Linked DNA regions of Homo sapiens: region 1 is linked to region 2. Evidence: chromatin loops called from intact Hi-C (ENCODE). Cell type or tissue: PC-3. All regions are shown on one strand. Links, peaks and the distances in the headings refer to the core of each region. The heading gives the core; the rest is flanking DNA.

The links. Hi-C counts contacts between places; a loop is a spot of excess contacts. Peaks named below come from ENCODE experiments on the same cell type or tissue, not always from the same donor. Only the 100,000 strongest peaks of a DNase experiment are listed, where the experiment ranks them.
Region 1: it touches region 2 in a loop (2.4-fold over the local background); 2 of 110 quality-filtered maps call a loop at or near these places.

The regions. Positions count from the first base shown.
Region 1 is chr5:91,636,418-91,649,540 of GRCh38, reverse strand. No RefSeq gene overlaps it. Among named protein-coding and RNA genes, the nearest start is that of ARRDC3, 260 kb to the right of the region's middle. In PC-3, for the core only: a CTCF peak has its summit at 7,579 (motif pointing left); a DNase peak (open chromatin) is centred at 7,590; H3K27me3 peaks cover 582 bases.
Region 2 is chr5:92,012,790-92,025,912 of GRCh38, reverse strand. No RefSeq gene overlaps it. Among named protein-coding and RNA genes, the nearest start is that of ARRDC3, 640 kb to the right of the region's middle. In PC-3, for the core only: no CTCF peak of the experiment used is centred there; DNase peaks (open chromatin) are centred at 6,322 and 7,922; H3K4me3 peaks cover 343 bases; H3K27ac peaks cover 2,406 bases.

The DNA of each region.
Region 1 (13,123 bases), core at 3,311-11,310, 380 kb after region 2:
TTGGGAAGTGCTGATTACAAGTTTCAGGTGTTTTCTATCGGGAGATGGACTTTCCCTGGCGCTGACTGCAACCAGTTATTATTTTAGATAGTATAACAACCACCTAACCATCATCTGATGATTACCTGACATTCCTGGTTGGGAAGGAGTGGCCTCTCCTGCACTGCTCATGTCTGCCTAACTACCTACTCTAACAGAACTACCATTCTTTTGATGCTGAGTCTGTCCACCTCAGCTGGGCAACCATCAGTCCCTCTTCTCTATGATCTCCACTTTTCTCACAGCACAAGCCATCTTTCCTATCCCTCTCTCCTCTCCCAGTGAGCGCAAAAAGATAAGAAAAGTACTTAGGCATTCTAACATGCACTTTTATTGACCTGAGAGTCTTTTAACAATTCTGATTTTTTTTTTTTGTTTTGAGAGGGAGTCTTGCTCTGTCACCCAGGCTGGAGTGCAGTGGCACGATCTCTGCTCACTGTAAGCTCCGCCTCCCGGGTTCATGCCATTCTCCTGCCTCAGCCTCTCAAGTAGCTGGGATTACAAGCACATGCCACCACGCCCAGCTAATTTTTTGTATTTTTAGTAGAGACAGGGTTTCACCATGTTAGCCAGGATGGTCTTGATCTCCTGACCTTTTGAGCTACCCGGCCTCCCAAAGTGCTGGGATTACAGGTGTGAGCCACCATGCCCGGCCTCTGAGTGATTTTATGATTATGTTTACAACTATTCACTGTAAGGGACTACCAGGGAATGCAAGAAAGCATAAGCAGCATTAGTATAAGTGTATCAGTGTCAGAAACAACCCGATAATTTCTATCTTTCACGATATGCTTCCGCCAATCATTGAGTCATCTTTACATAAATACAGTCACTGTGCTGAAACCCACCTACAAGAATTGCTTTTTTACTTGTTCTTGACCAGATCCCTTATTTTATCCACAGACATCTGTCAACTTAATTGTCCATGCCCTTGGCATATAACAGGTGTAAGGCTGTTCACTAAAACAGAGTATTTCAGTCAAGTTTATATTATTTTCTTCTAGTTGCTTGTTCCAAACCAGACCTCTCTATCTCCTGGAATTCAGACATTTACCTATCCAGACCACAACTGTCAAACTTTGACTTCTTACTTATCAACCTAGGTTTCTGCTCTCCCAGTTCTTCCTGATCTTGGCAATTATATACACTTCCACTCTTCTATTGCCTGTCTAGAGTCTGTTCTCTTAAAACTATCTCAGTATATTGCCCAGTTCTGGCATTCTTGTCCTGATTACTGTTCCACTGGCACCCATGGAACTGCTGTCTATGAATTCAGTCAGTAAGCACTCATTCCATTGTAAGTATTAATCTAATCATTAAGTATTAATTCAGTTTTTGAGAACTTACCATGTGATCTGTTGTAGGAGTTGAAACACAGCAATGAATAAAACAGACCAAGTCCCAGCCCTGAAGGAACTTAATTATCAAGGGGTGACTGGTCAGGGCAAATATTTTGTTAAAATATGTTTACAACAAATATCCAGTTTGAACTGTGGCTTCAGTTCAAATTATTTCCTCAGAACCACCACAACAACTGACCATAATTAGACAGAAATACATGTCATTTAACACGGGAAAAAGCAACTAGAAAGTAATTTGCCACATTTGAAATCTAAGGTGGAGTCTGAAAAATATGCTTTAATTTTTAGGGTATTTCAAAATAACCTTTGCCCCAAATATTTTTGAAACAAAAGAAATTGAGAAAAATATTTGGCCTGTCTGTGGTTGATACATTTTTTATTTGAAAACCATTGTCAAATGCTCTAATTTGTTTTGTGTCTACCCTAATTTTTTTAAGTCTGAAATAGAGTAATTAATTTATTCACTCATTTAGTCATTCAACGCATATATTTTGAATGTCTATTGTGTGTCGGAACAGAGCTAATTCTCCAAGGGGACGAACGTAGACTAAGTAGGCAGTCAAATAATGTATGACAGTGCATATAAGGAAATAACCTGTATACACTGATACAGGGGGTATGGGGGAAGGTTTGGGCGAAGGGAAACTTTTTAGATAAACAGAGAATGCTTGAGACGTTAGGAGTGAGACTGAGACTTTTTTTTGATGTGGAAAGCAAATATAATGTGACTGAAACAGTCTCATATGCATTAAAATGATTGTAACACATCTGCCCTTTATTTATCACTGTTTCCCAAAATGTTCACCTTTGTTCTGAAAATGCGACTAAAATTCCAAAAGTTAAAAGCAAGAGAAAGTTTGGGTGTGAAACAAGGACTTACAATATAATTGCTCTTTCAACACTTAATTACACTGTATATTTTGAGAAGCTATAATCAAGAATTGAAAGTTGCTTTTTGTCTCAGGTTCAAAAATCATGAAGCAACAATTTACACAATGAATGTATCTTTGTAAGAAATTCTGAAACAGAAAACAATGAGTTGGTTACCATTTCCTAAGTGAAAATGAGTCCAGACAAGGGATACTGCCTCTCAGCAATTTTGGGGGTTTATTTTGTGGATGCTTTTTGAGTGGGAATGGGAGGTTATGAGGGCAAATAGAAGAAGACTCAATAATAGAAGCATTTAGCATAAATACATTTTAAAGACACTTTTGAGAAATCAAATATGGCTAGTTTTACACAATAAATTTTAAAGCATGTGAACAAAAAATTGTTGGCCAAGACAATTTTCCAAAACCTCATTTTGTTCTTATGCACAAAATTGTAAATAAACTATCTATTGCTACCTCTGTAAGCCCTATCAATATAATTATATGTTGTTATTACTTGGTTTCATCCTAGTATTAATACATTTTAAAAATAATCATATTCATCTTTTTATTCCCATTTAATGGAAATAATGTCTTAAGCATCTACTGTAGGAATATTATGACTTATGTATTAATATTCAGACACAGGCAAATATTTAATTCTAGTTATGTAAATTTATATAAAATTACCTTGAAAAATTAAGTTCATATTTAATTATTATTATATTTACTTTAAAAACTGTAAAAATAGCATGTTTTTCTAATAAATTATTATTACTATTTTATTCTCAATTCCTTTTTGTCTGATAAAACAATATAATTCCTATAGATGTAAAATAACATCTAGTTGAATCATTCATGATTTATCTGATTTTATGACCACAGAGTAATAAGAAATGGAGGAAGAGGAAGTAGAGTCATGCACCCCATAACAATATTTTGGTCATTGATAGACTATATATGTGATGGTCTCAGTTATCTATCAGATCATAAAACATAATATATATAGGGTTGGTACTATCCACAGTTTTAGGTACCCACAGGGGGTCTTGGAATGTATCCTCCTTGGATAAGGGGGGACTACTGTACTGCATATACTGTCCATGACATTTTTTCTTTTTAATTCAATCTATGTAACTTAGACAGTTTTCATTTCAGTACATATATGTAGTTTGACACAATTTTCAGTGATTGCATAATTCCATTTTTTAAATAATAATTTTATTGTTTCTACAAAAGATACATGCTTTTTCTAAACTATACTCAAAAAGAAAAATACAAAGAAGAAAGCCTCAAATGATTCCATCACCAGATATCATTGACATTCACTGTACAGCACTCCAAGCATCTCCCCAAGCCCGAATAACTCAGGATATTGCTAGATATATAAATGCCTTGCAAGAACAGGGATCATGTCACACATACCACAGCTCTTTTTTAATTTCTTCAGTTCCTGTTTATTAAGTACAAACCATTCTTTTTGTCATTCGCCAAAAAGAAGTAGCAGCAAAACAAGCCTCAAAGATTTCAGGAAATATGAAATTTAAAACTTTGTCCGGAGAAAACTCTATCCATTAGTTGGTTCTTGCAGACAACTGAGAAGCCTACACAGTGATCTGGAGCACTGTGTCTCATAGAGCAGGTGGCCAAACTCCCCTCCAAGCATGGACACCTGCTGAGGTACAGAGCTCTGCAGCAGCCGCGGGTAGGCCTGGGGTCCCTCAGACTAGTGGCGACCTCCTGTTGCTCTAGTGCTGCTCCTAGAGCCAAGCTTGAGAATCTGCTGCTGATGTGTTTTACAACCTGGGAGGTGTCTGTGGTAGGCAGACCAATGTCCCCCAAAACACTCATGTCCTAGTCCCTGGAACCTGTGAACATAGTACCTTATATGGCAAAAGGGACTTTGCAGATGGGATTGAGTTAAGGATCTTGAGATAGAGAATGATCCTGGATGACCTGAGATTCGGGGGAGCCATGTAGTCCTGAAGATCCTTGTAAGAGGGAGGCAGGAGTGCCAGAGTCAGAGAGAGATGTAAGCACAGAAGCAGAGGTCAGAGAGGGCTGTGTTTCCTATCACTGTTCTAACAAATTACAGCAAACCTGATGGCTTAAAGCAACACAAACATATGACCGTTCTGGAGCTCAGAATCTAAAATGGGTCCACAGGGTTGCATTCCCTCAGGAGACTCTGAGAATAATCTGTTTCTTGGCCTTGTCCAGCTTCTAGAGGCCTCCTCATCCCCTGGCTGGGGGTCCTTTCCTCCATCCTCAAGCCAACAGTGTAGCATCTTCAAATTCCTCTCTAATTCCACTTTCTTATTAGGTACTTAGAAGTATAAAAAAGTAGAGGCACCATCTAGAAGATGGTAAGAAAAGAAAACATAATCACAACTGCTAATCAGCATACACACACACACACACACACACACAGAGACACACAGTCTCTGCTGTTGTTGGCTAACGTAATATTTCAGGTGGATGCTCAGTATTTACAGAGGGCCTAAAAGATGCACAGTGCTAGTTAAATAGATAGACAAAGTGCTGAAATGGATATTGCCTTCCTTTTATTCAAGAAAATGCAATGTTTTGTCTGCCAAGAATTTGACATTTTGCTTAAGGGTAAGATGAGAAAATATTTAGGTAGGCATTAAAGGAAAACAGAGAAATTTAAGTAATAGCAAAATGCCAGTAAAACACACACACACACACAGATTAGCCACAGTCCTTTAGGTAAAGGTCAGAAAAGTATAGAATAGGCCTATAAGAAATAATGGTTACACACATACACACACAGACAGAGGCACACACATGTATAACATAAGACAGAAAACTTTTTGTCTATAACTATTCACAGCCAAAATACGCCTGGCTGTAGAAGAGGCTGATGAAAAATTATCAGGTGGGAAAAATATTCGAGCAGGTGATACATGTTAAAGAACAGGCAAATCAACAATTCATCCTTTAATGCTGTCTAAAAACGTAAAGCAGGGTTGGTACAATTTAGTAAATGCCATCCATCCACAAAGCCCATACCAAGCCAATTTCCAACAGCCAACATTTTCCATCTTATTTTCTCTATAATATTTAGCTCTTTGCTTTAATTACACTTGATATTTGTAAAGAGAAAGCTGGCGTTGTAATAATTGGATAGCTTTTTTATCTATGTTGGCAGAAACAGAATTTTCTCTTATATTTGAAGAGCAATACAAAAGCAAAGTCTCCTTTTCTCACAAACTCAATGCCAAAACTATCCTCTGAGTCACACAGTTTCTTTAAATCATGTTGTTCTGAAAGTTGAGATGTGCTATCTTAAAGCTGCTGCCAGGATCACACTGTTCCTAAGCTAGAACCAAAAAACTAGCAATGTCAATCCGTCAAAGTGTATAGACCTCTCCAAGACATTATTTTTCTCCTCTTTTATTCTCTTCTTCCTTCTGACATTCCCACTTTTTTCTTTCCTTCCTCTTATCCTTCTTTCTTTCCTATTTTATGCTTCTTTTCTTCCTTTTTTCCTTCCTTTTTTGTCCTTCTTTCCCCTCTTCCCCCTCCCCATCTCTCACTCTTTCTGTCTCTCTCTCTCATACACACACACACACACACATTGAGGATGCAAGAGAAAGCAAAGTAATGACAACCTTTTAAAATTACAGATCCGAAAGAAACTTGGGAGGTCCTAATATAGCAAGAAAATCCTCTGCTCACCACATTTTTTCTAGAAAAAAATAATTCCAGACTGAGCTGCAGAGTTTCAGAATCTCAGCACAATACCTTCAGCTTTAAAGGAAAAACTGAATCTTCTAATGGAAAAAAATTCCGTGTTGAATTAATTACTTTTAATATCTATACAACATTTTAACTGTTGGGGATAATGTTTTATTTATCATTAATATCAATCAAATATAAATATATTCTTAAAATTTTTTCATCATCAAATAAGTATTTTAAATTGCATTATGAAATCTAGGAAAGGTGTGCTCTTTAATATGTACTAATGACATTGTGAGTTGACTGTCTGTGCAAAATTCAAATATAATCCTGTAGACTTTTGTTAAAAAGCAGGTTTCCTAAGTTCTCATTCTCATAAGTTATTCTTAGCTATTTTAAAATACCAGAAACACTTCTTAAAAATTTTAAATTCACTTTGCAAGCAAAATAGATAACTCTACATGCGCACAACTACCAAAATTTTCATTTATGTATTCAAAATACCTGTTTTGAAAGGACATTTACCTGTTTTCAGTCACAACTTAGGTGTAAATCTCTAAAATTTTAGCTGACAGGTTTTACTATGTAATAAAACATGTCAAATTCAAACTGACAAGTGGATTTCATTTTTGGAGGGTTTTTCCTCACACCTTTTTCCATTATAATACAAGTACTACTTAGCCATATGATTTTCTGCAAAACTTAACGAAAATGTAAAACATAATGCATGTCTCAACATCTTAACACTTACATAGAGCGTTCTGGGGGAAAAGAAGAGTCTTGCTAAATTCAGAAAATTGTGCTGTCTGTAAATGAAGAGGCTGCCAGCTTTCATCTGTTCTCTTTCTCTAGGTACTTGCATGCCTGCCTTCTAAACCTAGAACGAGGACAGTAATTCCATCCTTGTTGCATCTCTGAAATTCTTCAATTACTCAATTTGTGGAATTAGAATACCGCATTGTCCGGCCACATTTGTTCTAAGCAGATGATCTGGACATAGAGAGATGTCAGCCAATGAGCAGAATAACCACTGTATTTGCAGCTTATCTTTTAATGGAGATCTGGAGAGATGTAAAATGCAACCATCCCATTAAGTGTGCATATGCACCACTCGTTTAATCAACCTGGAAATTACGAGATAATGTATTATATTAATTTATTTTAAGCCACAATTAATATTGGAAATAAATACTAATATGACAAGCTATATAAATTGTAAAGCACTTTTATTGTGGGTGCTGACTCCAGCTTGGTGAGTGGTGAGAGACTAAACTATAGTTCACTGAAATTGTGTGTGTGTGTGTGTGTGTTATAGAATTAATCTATTCTATAACTATCATTATTAGCATGAACATTAAGCAATAAGAACTGGTGCTCTAGTTTAGCTACAGCAGGACATCTTAATTTTGAGCTACATGCTTAGATGAAAAGAGACATAAGATTATATTTGCATAAAAACTTTTAATTATTTAACTTTTAACCTAACAATAGATACTTACAATCTTAATTTTTTGTACAAATGCCTCAACATTAAATAGAAAGTGATATTTATTTATTATCAAATGTCATATAACAAAAGAAACGCTAGCTGTTATTAAAAATGGACCACTACTGCCCCCTTCTGGTATAAAAAAGGAAGAAAAATTATTCTTCTCAGGACTTGAAAAGACACTCCCACTAATCCCCTAAACAGCTGTTTCAAGTCAGATTTACGCCAATTCTTTTCTGACTTAGTAATAAATCTTTCATTCTTCACCTAAAATGCTGAATATTCTGATGTTTTACTGTTGTGAGTTACCTTTCTAGGAAACATTACAAAGTCAGGGAATCCTGTTATTTCTTAAATATAATAAAATGGCTTTATGCAAATTGAGCTTTAAAATAAATTCGGGAAATCATCATTTAAAAAATATTTGAAGTTTTATCATCATTGGTTTTACATTCGATTGTGTGAAAGCTAATACACTTGAATCTATATCTGGCTTAATCACATGAAATGTCATGTTGCTGCGGTTTTCACCAAATTCAAGCTGATACTCACAGACACACTCATTCATTACACTCCTTTCTGACATAACATAAAGGGCAAAAGGCAGCATGATAGATTAAAAAGATATTACGGTACAATATTAATTACAGTATCAGCACCTTTTTCTAGCTCAGACTGCATATAAACGTCTATTTTCATTTTTACATTCAGAATATACTTTGAGGGAGAATGAATTTATTGTATAGTGAATGGGAATTTTGGTCAGATATTTTAATGTCAGGATGGCACCAAGTGTGAGCATATTAGAAAATTTGGAATTTCTGTCTTTAACCCAATTTGGATTTTTGCACGATTATTGTAAGAATGTAAGATTGAGGGAGATTATACAAATCATCACGTATGTAACCAGATAAAACAAAACAGAAACACTTAATTTAAAAATTATACTCTATGAAACTGTAAGCCAAAAAAAATTACCTTTTTCTCCAAAGAATTTTAGAAAAGTATAACAAAACATTCATTTTCAGAAGTGAAATATTAAAATAAATGGTACTGCATTCTTAAATTATAATAATGTCTCCTAGTGTTGGGCATATTACATTAATTTATGAAATCTTCCATTAGTAAAATTACCCACAAATCAATAACTTTTACTACTGTTTAAATACATCAAAATAAAAATATTCAGTATTTCTAACATATCTCATCAAAATATGGATCTATAAACAAGATCAACCTCAGAAAAAAAAATCATCCTCAACCAGCAATGTCATATTGAACTTCCAAATAAGCTTGCTAAACGCCTCTGTTACCTGACTAGGCTCAATTCATATTTTACTCCTAAAGTACCATTATTCCATGTCATTATTACTCATATCTCATTCCAGAATGATTTTGTTTTCTGAAAAATATGTGGCTGTATTTTTTTTTAGTCTTTCCTGCTACCCACTTCAGGGTGTGTGTCTTTTCTACTGAGGCAGTTTAACTTTCACACATTGAAAATGACAACCAGCTCAATTTGATGATGCAGAAGAACTAAATACATCAGGAATAATGGGACCTAATGAGATGTTTGTGTTATACTATATTTCAAATGAAGAAGTGCTGCTCTGTGAAAGTATGAAGAACCCAGGAAGTAGCACCAGAGGGATGATTTCTGAATGGGTGTTTTTACCTATCAAATTTGTGACTCTCCTACAGCTTATCCCTTTGACCAGGAGTAACAGTAGGATGAAACATGCTGACTTTGCTAACTATTCTGTCCTGAGACTCTCTGACATAATCCACTTATAGTTTCTAAAATTCTGTGGTGTGATCCAGATGTTTCTATTCCAACTTTCTCTTCAGATTTTCAAAAATATACAAAGGAATCCCTCTATATAGAGAATAATAAATCAAATGAGGAAACAATTTAAATTATTATTTTTAAGCAGTAATAGTGATTGTATTGTATCACAGGAAAACTAAAACGTATTTGATTTCTAGTTTTAACTCTTTGACTGCATTTAATTATGGTCCTCATTTATTATCACTACCAACAAGGATATGGAGGGCACTTTTCAATACATTCCCTCTGACACTCAGAGGCCAATTCTCTCTGAATGCAAACCACACATGGTACAGCTGCGGAGTGCTGATGCTGGTATGCAGACACTATAGATATGCAACTGTCACTAGGTGAAACCGCATTAATAAATACCCACCTCAAAGAAGAGGGAGGTGTTAAGGCTTTTAAGCCACATTATACATTATATTCAGAAATCTCTGAGTTGCTTGTTGCAGTTCAGAAGGAAGAGGACCCAGAATATTTTAGGTATATATGAAACATTAATATTATATATAATACAGTGCTACTATAATCAAAAGGACAGCCAAAGAAAAACCAAATATGATCTATGTACATTGGAGGAAAATCAACTGTATGAAGACTAAAAAATTTAGATCCAAATTCTAATTTTTTAATTCATATGTGCCAGTTATCCAAATGTTTTAAATATTTGGGAAAATAAAGGCTTTTCCATGTATGCAAATATTTATAGCATTTGTATACATAACAGTTTTCCCAGTTTTAGCATATCTTATGTAACATATATTCTAAACTTGGTAGATCTGTGTACTAATTATGAGAATCATAAAATTATGTTTCAACAGAAAAGAAAAATGTAAGAGAGAAAAAAGTGCTTCAAAAAAAAAGCAACTAAAGCTGTTTAACTATTAATGATGATTTCCAACTATTAGGTAAAGATTTTTTTCCTAGGTAGATCGTGGGAGTTCGTGATAACTATAGGTATGATCAAGGCTTATTTCAATGCTTTGAAATGTCAAATGAGTAATTTTATTCTCTTTTATTTTTAAACTATTTGCAGAGACAACACACAATTATATAATGTTACATTTATTTTAACCTACACTTCTTCCTTCATAAGGTTACTTGTCTAAACATTTCACTAACATTGTGCAATTTTAAACTGAGAAAAAGAACAAAGTTACAAGTGTGACAATTTATCAGGAATAGATTAAGTGACAGCTGTAACTAGAATCAGAATTAGTAGATTATTTTAATAGTTCCAGGAAGAGTATAATTTACAAAAGTACATTTGAACGATGTTAGGAAGATATCAGGAAGAATTATTTGCTTAGTACAGGATGATTTCTTTAAGTTAAACTTCAGTACTATTCTTTCCATTTGAAATGTTTTAAGTATAGAGATGTGTCTCTTGATTCAGCAATTCAACAATTGATTCATTGACATGAGAGAAAAGTGAGCATTTCCCAAAGATTTTGCTGAAGTCATGGAATCTTTTTGTAAATTTATGATTTTTAAAAAATATCTTTTGATAGATTGTCCTTCCTGTGATTGTAATTCTAAGAAAATAATATATGCATTCAAATTTTTTTATATACTAAATTAACTGCAATTCATCTTTCTTACAATTGAATTACTAAGAAAGAATTTATTTAGGCAAAGTTTCATTATATTCTATTTCTCAACTCCCTAATATCTAGAAATCTGTTTTTTTCCCTGTATCTAGAAATCCTTCCTTTTTTCCTGAAACACTGCTCCTCCAGAAATCTTGACTATTTAAGAGGTATTAATCCAAATTTTCCTAAAGCCTAATATATTAACAGTCGATACTATTCTTTTACCAACATAACCCACTTGACTTTAATGCAAATATATATGTGAGACATGTTTTTGTGAAGCATCTTTCATTATGTCCATCAGTATGTTCTTTCATAAGTCTTATCCATTTCAATATCATTTCTTCAGGTGAAAAAAGAAAAAAAAAAGCTTCAAGAGGAACCATTTATCCCTTACACAGTGATGTGTATATTTGGGTATTTCTTAGATTGATGATGATGATGATGATGAGATGATGATAATGATGATGATGATGATTTAAAATATTATATTTTTGTAAATATTGCTTGAAAAGAAGAACTTCAACTTGGGAATTATGCCAGATACAAATACACCTTTCAACTTTAAATTTTGTAATTTTAAAATTTCCCTTTCCAAAAGTTCCTTCGGATAACTTATTATCCTGCTTGAGTTTTTATAAATTGTATGCGTTGCAAGGCAGAATATATTTTGCATTTCTGTCAAAGGTTCAATACCCGTTATAAGTAGAGTTGTGACTATACAAGGACTATAACAAAAGAAATTGCATGATATCCTTACCCTCACAGTGATTACATTCTCTTTCAAAGCAAAATAACTTTAACATAGAGCACAGTCTCTCCTACATTATGGAATGTTAAACTTTCACTCACAAAAAGCTATGCGTTCAGCATATTTACTATAAAAAAGTAGATTTTATTTCACCTATTAACTGATACAAAAGTGTTTTCTCCTTAGAGCCAAGGAGGAAAAAAAGCAAGTGGGTTATAAACACACACATTACAGATAGGTAAATAGATACAAGATAGAAATTCAAACTAATATAAAGATTTGAGCTGCCTTACATTATCGATTTTGGTTAAATGGAAGAAAGAAAGAACATTTTTAGTATAGAAATATGCATATTTATGACATACCTAATTCAGTGTCCAGTTTGTTTTATGATTTTTGTTTACTAAAGAGAAAGAAAAAGAGCTCTCTATACTTTCTGGACAGAAACATCCTGGACTTAACACTAGCCAGCCAAATGTGACCTAACTTTAAACTGCAATTGAAGAGTTAGGTCCTATCAAAACTGCCTACTCATAGGACTCAAAAAATGACCACGTATAAACCCAGTAAATGACCATGCGAATAGACAAGCGAATAAAAGGAAAACTGAAGATCAATCTATAAACTAAGGAACAGAGAATAATTTATTTATGATTGAAAAATAAAAATAAAATATAAGTTTAAAATGTGAATATAAATTTTCATGTGAAGATTGAAGCCATGGTTCTATAAATCTAAATATTCCCTGTACTAAAGTAGTTATAAACAGAAATTAACATTTTATCATTATAGTTTCACCTGGGAAGAAAATTCTGAATTTTACCTATGTCTAAGCAATGCTTTTCTAAATGGATTTTGAGTAAACTCAGAAATGACATCACAAAACAATTAGCCAAGTTCATTAAGGATATTCATTCCAAGTATATTGAGGCTTTAGCCAAGTAGATTGAGGAAAGTAATGACAAATTTTTAATGGCAGCTCATCTCCTTAAAATGAATTTTCTCAAATCTCTTCTGTTGGAACTTGTACAGTTGGAAGCATGCAGTTGATCGTTCCTAACATTTGCATGAATGTGTATGTGCTTGTGAGTGGCCACTATGTGTGAAGTCTAAGGGGACTGCTCCATGTTAATGAGAAACCAAGGAATTTCTCTAGCAGCATCTGGCGTAAGTGTGAATCACATAATTTAAAGTTGCCTTGGACAGCTTTTACTTACATGTCTTGTTTCAAATTTTAGATCTTCTTTCTTAAAAAGCACTTTAGTCTTTATAATATTAAAAGGGGAAAAGTGTTCTACCCTGTGCTTCAAGAAGCAGTTATGGATTGAGCATACGACCACCCCACGCACTCTGGTGGTACAGAATGAACATCACAAGCTCATACTGCTGTTTTCAGGAAACTTGAAAAGGCAGCCAGATGCAACCCAATCTGACAGTAAGCCTCTCATAAGCACAAGTCTGCAATCCATAAGCAGAATTATGAGTC
Region 2 (13,123 bases), core at 3,541-11,540:
ATCTCTCACCCTCATTTGTGCATATTAATTGTGAGTATGACATGACATCTGTCATCTGTTATAATAGTTGGTCATTTGTCTCTTTGGTGGGCCATAACCTTGGTGATAGGCAGCCTCTAAAATGGCCCACAACAATCTCTGCCTCCAGCTGTGCATAACACTGAATCTTCTCACCTGGGTGTGTCTGAACATACTGTCTTACTCCTAACAAAAGAATACAGTAAAGTAATGGGATGTCATTTCTGATAATAGGTTATAAAAAGACTTCCATATTGGGTCTTCCCTTGCTTTCTTGATTTGAGGGAAGCCAGATGCCACTTTGTGAGCTACCTTTTGGAAAGGTTCATGTGGCAAGAAACTAAGGGAGTCCTGTGATCAACAGCCAAGAAAAACGAGACCCTGGTAACAGCCACATGAATGCAACCACATGAATGAGTTAGAAAAGGACACTCACCCATCCAACGCTTTGAATGAAAACGCTAACCTTTGCTGACAGCTTGACTAAAACTTCAAGAGATTATTTAAGCCAGAGAAAACCCAACTGATCTGTGCCCAGATTCCTGACCCAAATGCATTTTGAGATAATACATCTTTGCTATTTTAACTTGCTAAGTTCTGGTCCAATTTTTAATGCAGCAATAGATAACTAGTACAAGTATAAATTTAAAAAAAAAGACTTATTTGACTTTGAATCATACACACATATAATGGATAAGATTCTCAAAAATTATTTTTTGTTAATTGAATTAATAATATTCTCTTAAACTTTTACTTCTAACCCTTACCAAAATGTTTGAGGCATTCAAACTAACTTTAAGCATTCTGAAAAATAGTTTAAAACTTTGTTCATTAGATAAGAGTAAATCTTTTCTTCAAAATGGAAAACAAAGTCCTCCAATCATGCAAATGCATTATAAATCAATATTTGAATAAGTATACCTAGGGGCATATTTGCAGACTTACAAAGAAAAAATTAAGGAAAATTCTTGGAATGCTTTTCTCTAGGATCATACTTTGAATTTAGTCATATAATTACATTATGTAAAGCATGAGTTTTATTTTTGGTTTTAAAAATCAAATGACTATCACGTAGGTGGCACCATGTCTACATATAATAAGGGTGCCCTATTTCCCTAGGCATTAATTTGACTTCTTAAGCTGAGTAAACCATCTTTTTTTCCTAGAAAGAGAACCCCACCAATTATCCTTTTATTATATTTTCATAATAACAAATATTGCCTCGTGCAAGATTCCCCATTAGTGTTTTATATTTAAGTGTGCAGTCTGTTTAATCCTTCAACTTTATCATACTTCACTGATTAATCTAGTTTAAATACCATAAAAGTCCATAACCATTGCTATAAAAAACTTACGCTTGCTTATTAAACTAGCTACTTTGCCACTGTCAAATGCAAGCAATAAAATTGTGCATAAATATAATGGAAGCAAACATTTTTGCAATTTGCTAGATTCTATTCTGTGCATCTCAATGCCTACAATTTAATTCAAACTCATGCAATGAAACATCTAAAATATATTTTGTATAAATATACTTTAATATTTAAACTGTGCCTCTGGGTATCTGGTATGGATGCCTCTTCATTGAATGGTCCTTGACACTATTGTTCTAAGACAAAAGGAAGGCTGTTCTTGAAATGTTCTCTAAGATTTTTGTGGTGAAGACTTCAAATTCAAAGAAGTATATACAGGTAAAATGTACCAGATTTCTTCTGCATGTAACTGAAATATCTGTCTTTTATCTGACCCATAAATAACCATGGTTGGTACAGTACAAGAGATTTTTATTGGAAGCCTGAAAATGAAGATGAGAAAGAATAATACTTAAAACTTGGCACCAAATGACACCACTTTGTACCTAATTAACTTGTCATTGTTCCTTAGAATTGTTGCCGAAATCTTTGTTGATACAAAAAAGAGCTTTAACAACTTTTCCAAAAATCCTTACTCATGGCATGTTGTCAATAAATCTTTGAAGACAGAGCACTTTAGGGAAGAAGTCGCGTAACTGAAGGATTGAGCCAGATCCCCTCAAAATCCACTCAGAGACATACTCTTAACAAATAACAGCAATGGGTTGTACGGTTAGCTTAAACTGCAGCTTGCTCATCGCCATAATGACAAATTGCTTTTAAATTTGCCTAGCACCTGATTGAGATTAATGGGTTGTTTGGCTTCTTACTCAGCAGTACTATATATATATGTATATATTCATTCCGCTTTCTTGGCTTATCACTATATACTTTTCACATCCATAAGGGAGATTAGTGTTTTTTGGGAAATGGGATTTGTTAATACACATCCATCAACAGAAAACAGAATGAGCAGAGATATACACAAAGAAGAACACATTTCATTTTTCATCAGATTCAGAGAGAAAATGATCTATTTTTCATTCAATCAACGAATGGCTGAAAATATCGTGGATTTCCTATTCCTACTTGTGTCTAAACACAATTCATAAGTCTTAATTCATTAGACTAATGTGTTTATAAGGCAGTTGAAATGTCAAAGCTCTGCTGGATTTAGTATAAACTTAAATTCCATTACCTGGCAGGCATTAATTGCTTATGGAGCATAGGGATTCTTCCCAAGGGTCTTATATGTTTCCTTTTGTCATTTTGCTAACTATTCTGTCTAGACGAACTTAAAGCCCTTAATCCACCATAGGGATCAATAAACTGCACAATAATTCAGTCCTAATAATTAGCTTTCACTTAAACACAAATGGTCATTTCATTGTGAACTGCAGTACAAAATGATAATGAAATAATTAAAAAGACAGATGAAAGAGTGACTTAATAGGAAAGAGGCCTTACTGTTCAATTAGAGGCATTACCATTCAACCTTTTTATTACTGCCACAACCTTTCAATTTTTTAAAAAAATAATACTTCAAGCTCTGCTCATTTAACCCATGGCAGTATCACTATTATATGCATGGTCTTATAATGTGAGCCTTATGCTACAGTCTGCTGTGAAGCAGTTGTCTCCCTGAAATTATTAAAACGGTGAACGTTTGATTCAAAGGTCTATAAATTGTATATAAATCATATTTTACTATATTGTCCTGATTTTTCACATAAGGGATTTTCTTAAGCCTTCCCAATTTCTTTTTAAACAGGATTAGCTCTACATACTTCCTTTGAACCAGCCTCAAAATTGTGTAGAACAGTTTGAAGATACTGATGTTCTGAAATAAATTGTAAAGGCATCTCATTTTCCCCCAAGAGAATTTCCTAGGATAGTCTACAGTACAAAAATTCTTCATATTTGCTGACCTGACAATTTAGTTATAAGTCCAAAAAGGTACAAAACTTCATTAACCTTTTAATACACTCTTACAGATGTAGCGTGATAGATATGTTTGAATCTTTATGATCAAAGCACTAGCCTAATAGCAAAATCTTTCACTTTACCTTTGCCATGTCTTGCTTTCATTTTAATTCCTACTCTATCCTCACATGGATATGGACAGGCTGTACTTCAGCTTTGCCAGTAGCTAGAGACATTCATAATCAATTTCAGCAAAACTTGCTGCTGTTCTTGCTGTTGGCACAGGGGATACAGCCCTTGAGCTTCCCCAGTCTCTTTGACCCCAAGGTAAATGTCTCTATGAAAAGTCTCAGCTCATTAATCCTGATCAAACTTGGGAAGACTCACCACAAGCCAGACATCCCAGGTGAAATATACCTGTATTCTTCAAATACTAAGGGGATCTCTCTGTAAGTTAAAAACACAAATATAAGTCAGATTATGTCAATATTAAAAAGAAGACTATATGACTATATAGAATCACAGTACCTGCCAAAGTGGAGATAAAGACTCAATACATTTTTGGTGAATGAATAAATGAAAAAGTTTTGAAGATTTAAAGGCATGCCTTTCATTTCTCATATCCCTTTTGTTGCTATTACAGGTCTACAATCTCTCAGCTGTTATTTCAAGAAAGAAAAAAAATAGAATAAACACAAGATTCTTCTCCACTATCCCAAGTCTGACACAGACACACTTGGTAAAAACTTGGTCTGAACTTTAAAAATTTTTATAAAAAATAAAATATCTTATAGTATTTTAATATTTTTATGCATATCCCTTATTTCTTTTTTAAAATCTGAATCATTATGAATTTTAAAACATTCAGTGTCATTATTTATCTAGTGAATAGTACTGTGGATACACAGTTTACTAATTGTTGACTATAGTGTACATATAGCCTGTACTTAGGGATAGGTCAGACAAAATTTACCATTGAAATTGGAGTAGTTTTTTGTTTGTTTGTTTGTTTGTTTTTGTTTTGTTTTTGAAATGGAGTTTTGCTCTTGTTGCCCAGGCTGGAATGCAATGGTGATCTCGGCTCACCGCAACCTCCACCTCCTGGATTCAAGAGATTCTTCTGCCCCAGCCTCCTGAGTAGCTGGTATTACAGGCAAGCGCCACCACGCCTGGCTAATTTTGTATTTTTAGTACAAATGGGGTTTCTCCATGTTGGTCAGGCTGGTCTCAAACTCCCGACCTCAGGTGATCCACCCGCCTCAGCCTTTCAAAGTGCTGGCATTAATAGACAAGACCAATCATCTGCAAAATAACCTCTCAGTAGAGGGTTTATAGATGTGGTACTACGGACACTATGGTACTTCCTGAGTTTCTATAAATCAAAAACTATACTGATTTCTCAGACAAATCATAGGCACTAAAAATATTCTCAGTGATGAACTATCATTAAAATAAAATTTTAACCTTAGCAACCTGGTAACAGAAGGCAGAATCTGTGTGAGCTATATTTGAAAAGAAGAATCAAGGAGAAGAGCTGATTCATCATGCCAGTGTTTTCAAAGCTTATTATTTATGTCATGGAAAGAATAATCAGAGACACTGTTAAAAGATTTTTGGTCCCATCCCTGGTAATCCTGATCCACTGTATTTGAAATGGGCTCTAGAAATTCAGCCAATATTGGGTGTATAGGTAAAATTATCTTTAGACTACAGAATGATATCTTGTCCAGTTCAGCTAGTTTGATAACAATTCAAAATCTCATTTTACTTATTTTAACTTGATGCTCACCACACAGTATTCTCCCTGTGTAGTTTTGAGCACAAGGAAGGAGCATCCTATGTAAATGACGCATATTTCGTGAATAAATAAATGGACATCATGGTTTACAATTCAGTGTCTTTTAAGTTCAAGTGCTCACAGTTAAACTAAAGTCAGACCTTAAGAAGTTAATAATAATTGAATAAATTTTCAAATTGGATTTCTGTAAATGTTAAACTGAGAGTCTGACTAAACTGTAGTAAACCCATTAGGACCTTGTTGACCTGCTCATTTTTATCCAAAATAGCCAGTTGGCTTTCTCATTTTACAATCTATCAAACAATATTTTTCTTTTAAAATTTTATTGTTTCTTATGTTAGCATGATATGAGAATGGTATATAGTATTTATAATATTAATATTGACCAGTCTTATCAGCTAAATCAAACATTAAATGATTCACATAATCAGGTGAGCTAATTTAGTACAGAGACTCAGCACTTATCAAATACTAATTTCTATTTGTGACTATTTCTACATTTCTAAAATAAATACAATTAGCGTTTGAAAAACAATCCATGAATGTGGAATATATTTCCATTTACTTGTGTCTTCTTCATCTACTTTGTATACCTATATCAAAGCATCATAGTGTACCCCATGACTATGTACAATTCTGATGTGTCAATTAAAAATAAAATAAAAGAACAAGAAAACAAAACTAAGGACAATATTCAAAGAGTTACATTCAAAAACTAGAAATAGAAACTTAAATTTCATAGAATTAAAACTATTTCCTTCTGAACATGTTGTCATTCTCAGAACTCATAAACATAACTTGATTTCCACGTGGTCCTTAACCTTTTCTTTTTAATCAATTAGTAAAGACTTTTTATATCTTGTTCTTTTTATTGTATTTATGTCGTTTCCAGGCTATATGTACTCTTACACTCTGAGATAGAAAACTGAGAAAGGAAAATGGTCTGAAACCCTAAGATTCAAACATACTTGACTACTGCAGTATTTTGTTCTTTGATTATAATGATTAATTTTGTGAAAAAGTCACACAGCTACTGTAGTCCTCCTCCCTTATCTTCAGTTTCACTTTCTGTGGTTTCAGTTACCTGAAGTCAACTGCGATCTGAAAATATTAAATGAAATATTTCAGATATAAAAATTCATAAATTTTAAATTGTGTGCCATTCTAAGTAGCCATATGAAACCTGATGCCCTCCTGCTCATCCCATCCAGGAAGTGACTCATCTCTTTGTCTAGCATACCTACACTGTTCATGCTACCCATCCATTTGTCACTTATCAGATGGAAAAAATGTAGCATATATAGGGCTTGATATTATCTACAATTTCAGGCATCCACTGGGGGCCTTGGAACATATTCCTGGCAAATAAGGTGGGACTACAGTGTTCATTAAGTAATATTCAATTTCTTGATGGGATATTGCAAAAGTTAAATGGGATATTATAAATCTAACAATATATGTGCTCCAACAATTTACCTATTCACAGATGACTTCCTCATTCGTGTGTGTGAACATAGCTATATTTCTAAAATAAATATAAGATGCATTCTTCATTTTTCAAAATATTTTGAAAGACAGCATAATTGCATTTTATATGTACCTGGAAGCCAGAACATTTGAAAAATCTCATGCTTTAAAAGAATTGTAAGGTCAGGGAATTGAGACTACTACTATTGCCTTGTAATTAAAAATGTACTAGAGGAAATATCTCAAAATTAAGAGAGTGCTAAAAAGGAAACCATAATCTAATTTGCTTAAACTGGTATAGATACCACTTTTTCTGATTGTACTAATGCAGTTTTTAGTACATAGTTGTGCATATTATAAAAGGAACTGTAGTAACATATATGTGAGGGGAAAAAAGCCTTAACTTATTTAGTTGACTAAAAATAGACATGCTTAAAGAATCGTTTATTTGTATTCAGTGTATTTTCTCTCCTACTAATGTATGAGCTCTGTTTCACTACCCAGACATTTTGCAGGTAATTAAAGGAATATGTTATCCATGAAAGTTAGAGTTGAGTAAGTTAAATCAATGATCTTCTACCCCTATGACCTCATACTGAGAGGGAGTTATTAGGTACAACTTTTCAATAGAAAATTCATACATCTTATACCATATTATTAATTCACTTCATAGACTATTGAACACTTCTGTTATAAAAAGGTAACCAAAATTATAAACATCTTTGAGCCTCTATTCTTTATCCAAAAGGGAGGCTTTTTAGCAGTCATATTGACATTTATGACAATTATAGGATACTTGTGAAAGATATTTACAATAAAACTGTATGTACAAATTTATATGAAAGCTATGAATCTACTAGAATATATTTAGCTTTTCTTCCTCGATTCTTAGAAGAAGATACATGAAACAGAAATTATAGTTTTAAGTGGTCACCCTATGGTAAGCTAAATTTATTTAATTTATTTATATGCAAATCCCCTCTTCTGCATTACTCCCATAAATAATTCATAATTACATAGGAAGAGAAAGTATAATCTTAACACAGATATAATTAACAATAGAAAGAATGAGTTGTTCTGAAAAAAACTTTTGACGAAAGTCAGTTGCTGTCACTGGAATTTTCTGCTTTTTCGTCCAAAGACCACTGGAAGACAGATTTTGTATTTCCCTGTCAGCTCATGTTTGACTTTTGCCATTTACATAAATACAGTGTAAAAAGTCATAGAAGAGGTAATGGGTGCTTCCAGCTTTTCTACTAACATAAGAAAGATGCAAGGGCTATAATATTCTTAGTCATTGACATTTACAACTATGGGTTTGTTTTTAATACAGGGCAGTGAGCAATGTACTTAAGGCCTCAGAAAATGCTTTATGGCATACACTAAAGGTGAATCACTTTTTTACTAGATTTATTGGCTGGAGGAATTGTAACCTCAAGAGGAAATTTAGCCAGTTTTAACCCAAGTAGTGCTTCTTATAGTTATTTCCTCTCAAATTCTCAGCAGGACTCAAGCATTCTAAATGTCCTATTCAGGGATCCTGATTTCCTTCCCCCAGCTGGTTTCCAGCACCTTGGGTACTGACAGAGTACTCATTAACAAACTAATTGATTTTTATTAATTATCTGTGGTATAATCTTTCCAGTGTTTTCCCCCCTAGTATCTAAGCTTATTAACTCCAAACATACATACACACACACACACACACACACACACACACACACACACACACACCCCACAATTAGTCCTAAAGAAACTTTGGAATGAGAGTGAACTCAAATATGCAGATAGATTGCACAAATCAAAATGCGATTGTAAAAAGGTTAGATTTATAGAATTATAAATATTGAGATAAAAAGAAACATAATTATGGAGAATATCCATTAAAGTAGCTTTAAAAAGCAGTTCAAATATTAGGATAGACTATGCATGCTGTACTTAAACTGTGTTTATAAGGAAAAACTATTCAAATGAAAACATAGCAGTGGAGAACAAACTCTCAGCAATGCAAGAGAGCAGATACTTTTTCATACTGTCTGTCAGAACTATTGGACACAATCTTTAATAAACTCTCAACATTAAATCCATTACTAAAATGTTATTAAGACCTTAAAAACACATACAAGTAAATCTAGAATTGTTTATTAAATAGCCTAAGAAGGAAGAATATAATGGTATTAATTGAAAACCTGGAAGGCTGAATAAAAGTTCCCATATCCATGCTCCTGCTCTGCTTCATTTCAGCTATGTGACTTTGGGCAAGTTTCTTAATGTCTCTAAGCCTCAGTTTCCTTACTTGTAATACTGAGATAATAAAAATACCTTCCTCATAGGGTTGTTGGGAAAGTAAAAGAGATGACATTCAGTACCATGCCTAGCACATAAATAAGGACTCAGTAAATGATACATGTACAATGACTACCACATTATCCTTTTAATTAATCATTCTTGCATTTATTGATGTGCCTGTATCTTATAGCTTATTTTATATTGACTTTAAAACAAAGTTACTCTAAATCAACTTGTTTGCTTACATAGTATTTTAAATTGAGCCCTTCATAGGGTCCAGTAAAGATTTCATTATGCTACTCCTTACCTTTCTCCACCACACAAACACACTTTCTTCATCATTCTGAATACCACAGGCAGCACAGCTGACTTCCATCTGGTTATCATCTTTACTTTGTCTTTTGATCAGTTTTCACATTCAGCCACCACTGGATCTAAGTGAGTTTTCCCTGTAAATGTCTAGGCACTGTGTTGTTCTCATTATCTCCATGGCTTTACTCTGAGCTATAACACTTACTCCTGTACTGTTACAGTATCTTCTTTATTGGCTTTCAAAACATTTAGGATTAAGTCTCAAAAAATTATTTTCTTTAGCACTTAGTGTATAGTACCTTTACTAAAATATATTAGGGACTGGCAGATGAGAAAAATAAATGGCACAGAATCCAACCAGTGAGTAATTATCTCCCTCCAACATTTTATTGAGGGTTAACATTTATTTTCTCAGAAGTTCCTAATACATGCTTGAATCAAGCTGGGCCTCATATTTATACTCTTAAGAATTTATTTATTTATTTCAAATACATCATTTATTGCTAAAAGTGCCCATGCTTTACTTTTTACCTCCTCTCACCAGAATTAATGTCAGAAACATGGTCTTGCCCAATACATAGCCTCTGCATTTCTTTTGCATTTATTAATTCATTCAACTAACTTGTATTGAGCGACTTTCATGCATCAGGCAATATACTAAGCACTAAATTTTTTTAAGCAACTGAGATGTGCTAGTCCCTTATCAGAAAACAGGACCAATGAGAACTATCTGACAGTCATAGAGGATTAAATTATATCATATGTGGATTAAATTGTATCATTTGGTAACTACAGCTTATCAAAATTGGACAAAAATATTGTAAAACAGAGATGTTCTAGTGGCAAACACTCCTGGGGCTTCTTATTATAACGCTCTAATTAGTCTTCAGTCCATAGAAACATGTTATGGTGATTGATAGACAATTCCCTTCTAAGTTATGTAACAGCATGTACAAAATCAGAAAAGCATTAAAACATCAAGAGTATCTGGGAAATGTCTGATGTACCTGGGAATAGGATTGATTTAATGGAGAGAAGAAAGAAAAGGAGCTGGATAAGTAAAATATGAGTAAAACGTACAATTGAATGTATAGACTACAGGAGCTTGTGTTTTATATTGTTGGTTGATGGTGTTTAAATTTTGGTGGTTCAGCATGTGTTGACCTTGTCCCAAAAATACACATGTGTATATCCACAATTTGTTACGGGATTTCATAGAAATCTAAAACCCAGATTATAAATTCCTGCTTAGGCAATGGGAACCCCAAAGAGATTTTTAATAAGTGAAGCTGAATCATGCAGTTTCTGTGGAAGAATATTCTGGATGCAATATGAAAGAAGGTTGGAGCATGGATGAGGAGGAAATTTTGCTGACCAGGAGAGAAGTGAGGAGGCTATTGCAATAGCTGAGATCAGGGAAGAAAGGCATATTGGATAAATGTCCTCATCTAGCCTTCCAAAGTTCCTTGTGCTTACCTTGACACACATTGTTACTCATTAGTAGTTATGTCTCCTTAATTCAAATGCAAGATCCTCCATCCCAGACAAGTAGTATCTCTACATGGAATGCTTGAATGAGGCTAAGGACATCTACAATAAATGAGAGGAAAAATCAGATATTGTGAACATTTCTGTGATAGAAGTAATAGAATTTGGCAATTATTAAATATAGGATGTGAAGGAGAATCATTAGCCAAGGTTGATTCCACTGTTTCTATCTTGGAGACAGAGAATGCAATATGAAGATTTAATTTTGTTAGATAATACCAATTTTGCTTTCAAATGCAAGTTATGCACCTATCTTGGTATTAATACTGATAATACATTCAGGAGAGAGGTCAATATAAGAGCATCATATGGCATCTGTAGTAAGTGGATGGTACTTGATATCCGCCAGTGGATGAGATGCTGCAGGGAGATTATGCACAATAAGATGAAAATCTAGAAATTATCTGTATTTAAACACTCCATGGAAAAGAAGGAGCCAGCAAAGAAGACTTGGAAAGGATAGCCAGATTAATAGAGAAGCAAGAGAAAATGACGACTGAAAGTCAAAGAAAGTGAGAATCCCAAGTATTGCAAAGTGGTGAAGAGCACAGAGAAGTCAGGGCAGGTAAGATCCAAAAGCTATTGCTGATTGGAGATATGTGTATTTCAGGAAAGTATTTTCAAAAGAGCAGTAGTAGCATAAGCCTAATAGAATACTAAATGTCATTTGGTGATGGGAAATGAAAATGAGAGAATATACACAAATTTTTCAATCAAGGATGACTTTGAATAGTAGTCATTTGATGGGAGGGAGAGGGGCAAGAAACTGTGATTTGTAAAGTTGTCTTTTTTTTTAATAGAAACTGTTGGAGACTTAAATGAAAGAGGAGAAGAAGGCCTGAAGACACAGGAAAAAATAATGTACAAAGCATTTCTAAGTCAGTGAAGCATGAGGAATCCAGTGCACAGCATCTCCGTGAAGAATGAAGGAAAGAAAGGCACCTCTAAGAAAATGTCTATCCTTAAATTAAACACTAATGTATGATAAAACGTGCATAGTAGTCTATATTCCTGTTTAGACCTGTGGGGTTTGGTGACATTTGCATTTACTTTCCTTGATGCCTATTAGAAAATGATTACCATGAAAGCAGATAATAATACCTTCTTTGCATCTCTTTAGATATTTATCTCTGACAAATAGAAGTAAACCTCAACAAGATAGAAATAGATTAAATTTTTTTGGTTGTTGTTGACCTGCTTATTTTACCTATATGAAAACTCTAATTTCTGGACTCATTTCCAGAATTTTCCCTTTTAAGTAATTATAGAATGTTCATGTTATCCTCATTTGGACCAAAGCTCAATAAAGTCAAGTGACTTCTATGTCCATACCTAGAAACGGGCTCAAGAGAAACAGACTCTGTTCACTTCTGTCCATTCCCTATCTTTTCCCATCTCTTCTCTCATTCATTTCTCACCAGAATTCTTTTTTTTTCCTTCAGGAAAACAATCAACCAAATAAAGATAAATCAAACTCATATAAATCAATGCAAATGTCCAGTGGATATAGTGGGCCAGTTAGCAGGATAAAGGATGTGCAGTAAACCCCTTGGCCCGCTGGTCATGGCTCATCAGGTTTGCCCACAGCCAGTCTTCGAATCCTAATTTAACTAAATGGGGGTAGTTTAAGTCCTCCTTAAATGCAAAAGCAATCACATATTTTTTTCATTCCTTAATATATGTCAGTGACTTCTCATTGTTTTCTGATTACGTTAAAACCCCTAAAGATGTTGACGAATTTTTTCATTAACCACTTTCAGTTTTTTCTAGAAATGGAAATTGTCCTCTCTACTCTATAAAATATCTATTTCCTCAGTGCTTTGATTTATACCTGTTGTCAACTTAAAAAAAAACTCAATAAATTGATGTATTAGTCTGTTCTCACACTGCTATGAAGAAATACCAAAAAGTGGGTAATTTATAAAGAAAAGAGTTTTAATTGACTCACAGTTCCACATTACTGGAAGGGCCTCAGGAAACTTACAATCATGACACAAGGTGAAGGGGAAGAAAGGCACCTTCTTCACAGGGTGATAGGAAGAGGAAGTGCGAGCAGGGGAAATAAATGCCAGACACTTATAAATCCATCAGATCTCATGAGAGCTCACTCACTATCCTACGGGAATAGTGTGGGAGAAACTGCCCCCATGATGCAATTACCTCCACCCTTGGTCCCACCCTTGACCCATGGGGATTATGGAGATTATAATTCAAGATGAGATTTTTGTGCAGGGACACAGCCAAACCATATCATTCCACTCCAGCCCCTCCCAAATCTCATGTCCTCACATTTCAAAACACACTCGTGCCTTTCCAACAGTCTCCCAAAGTCTTAACTCTTTCCAGCATTAACTCAAAAGTCCACAGCCCAATGTCTCATCTGAGACAAGGCAAGACTCTTCTGCCTCTGAACCTG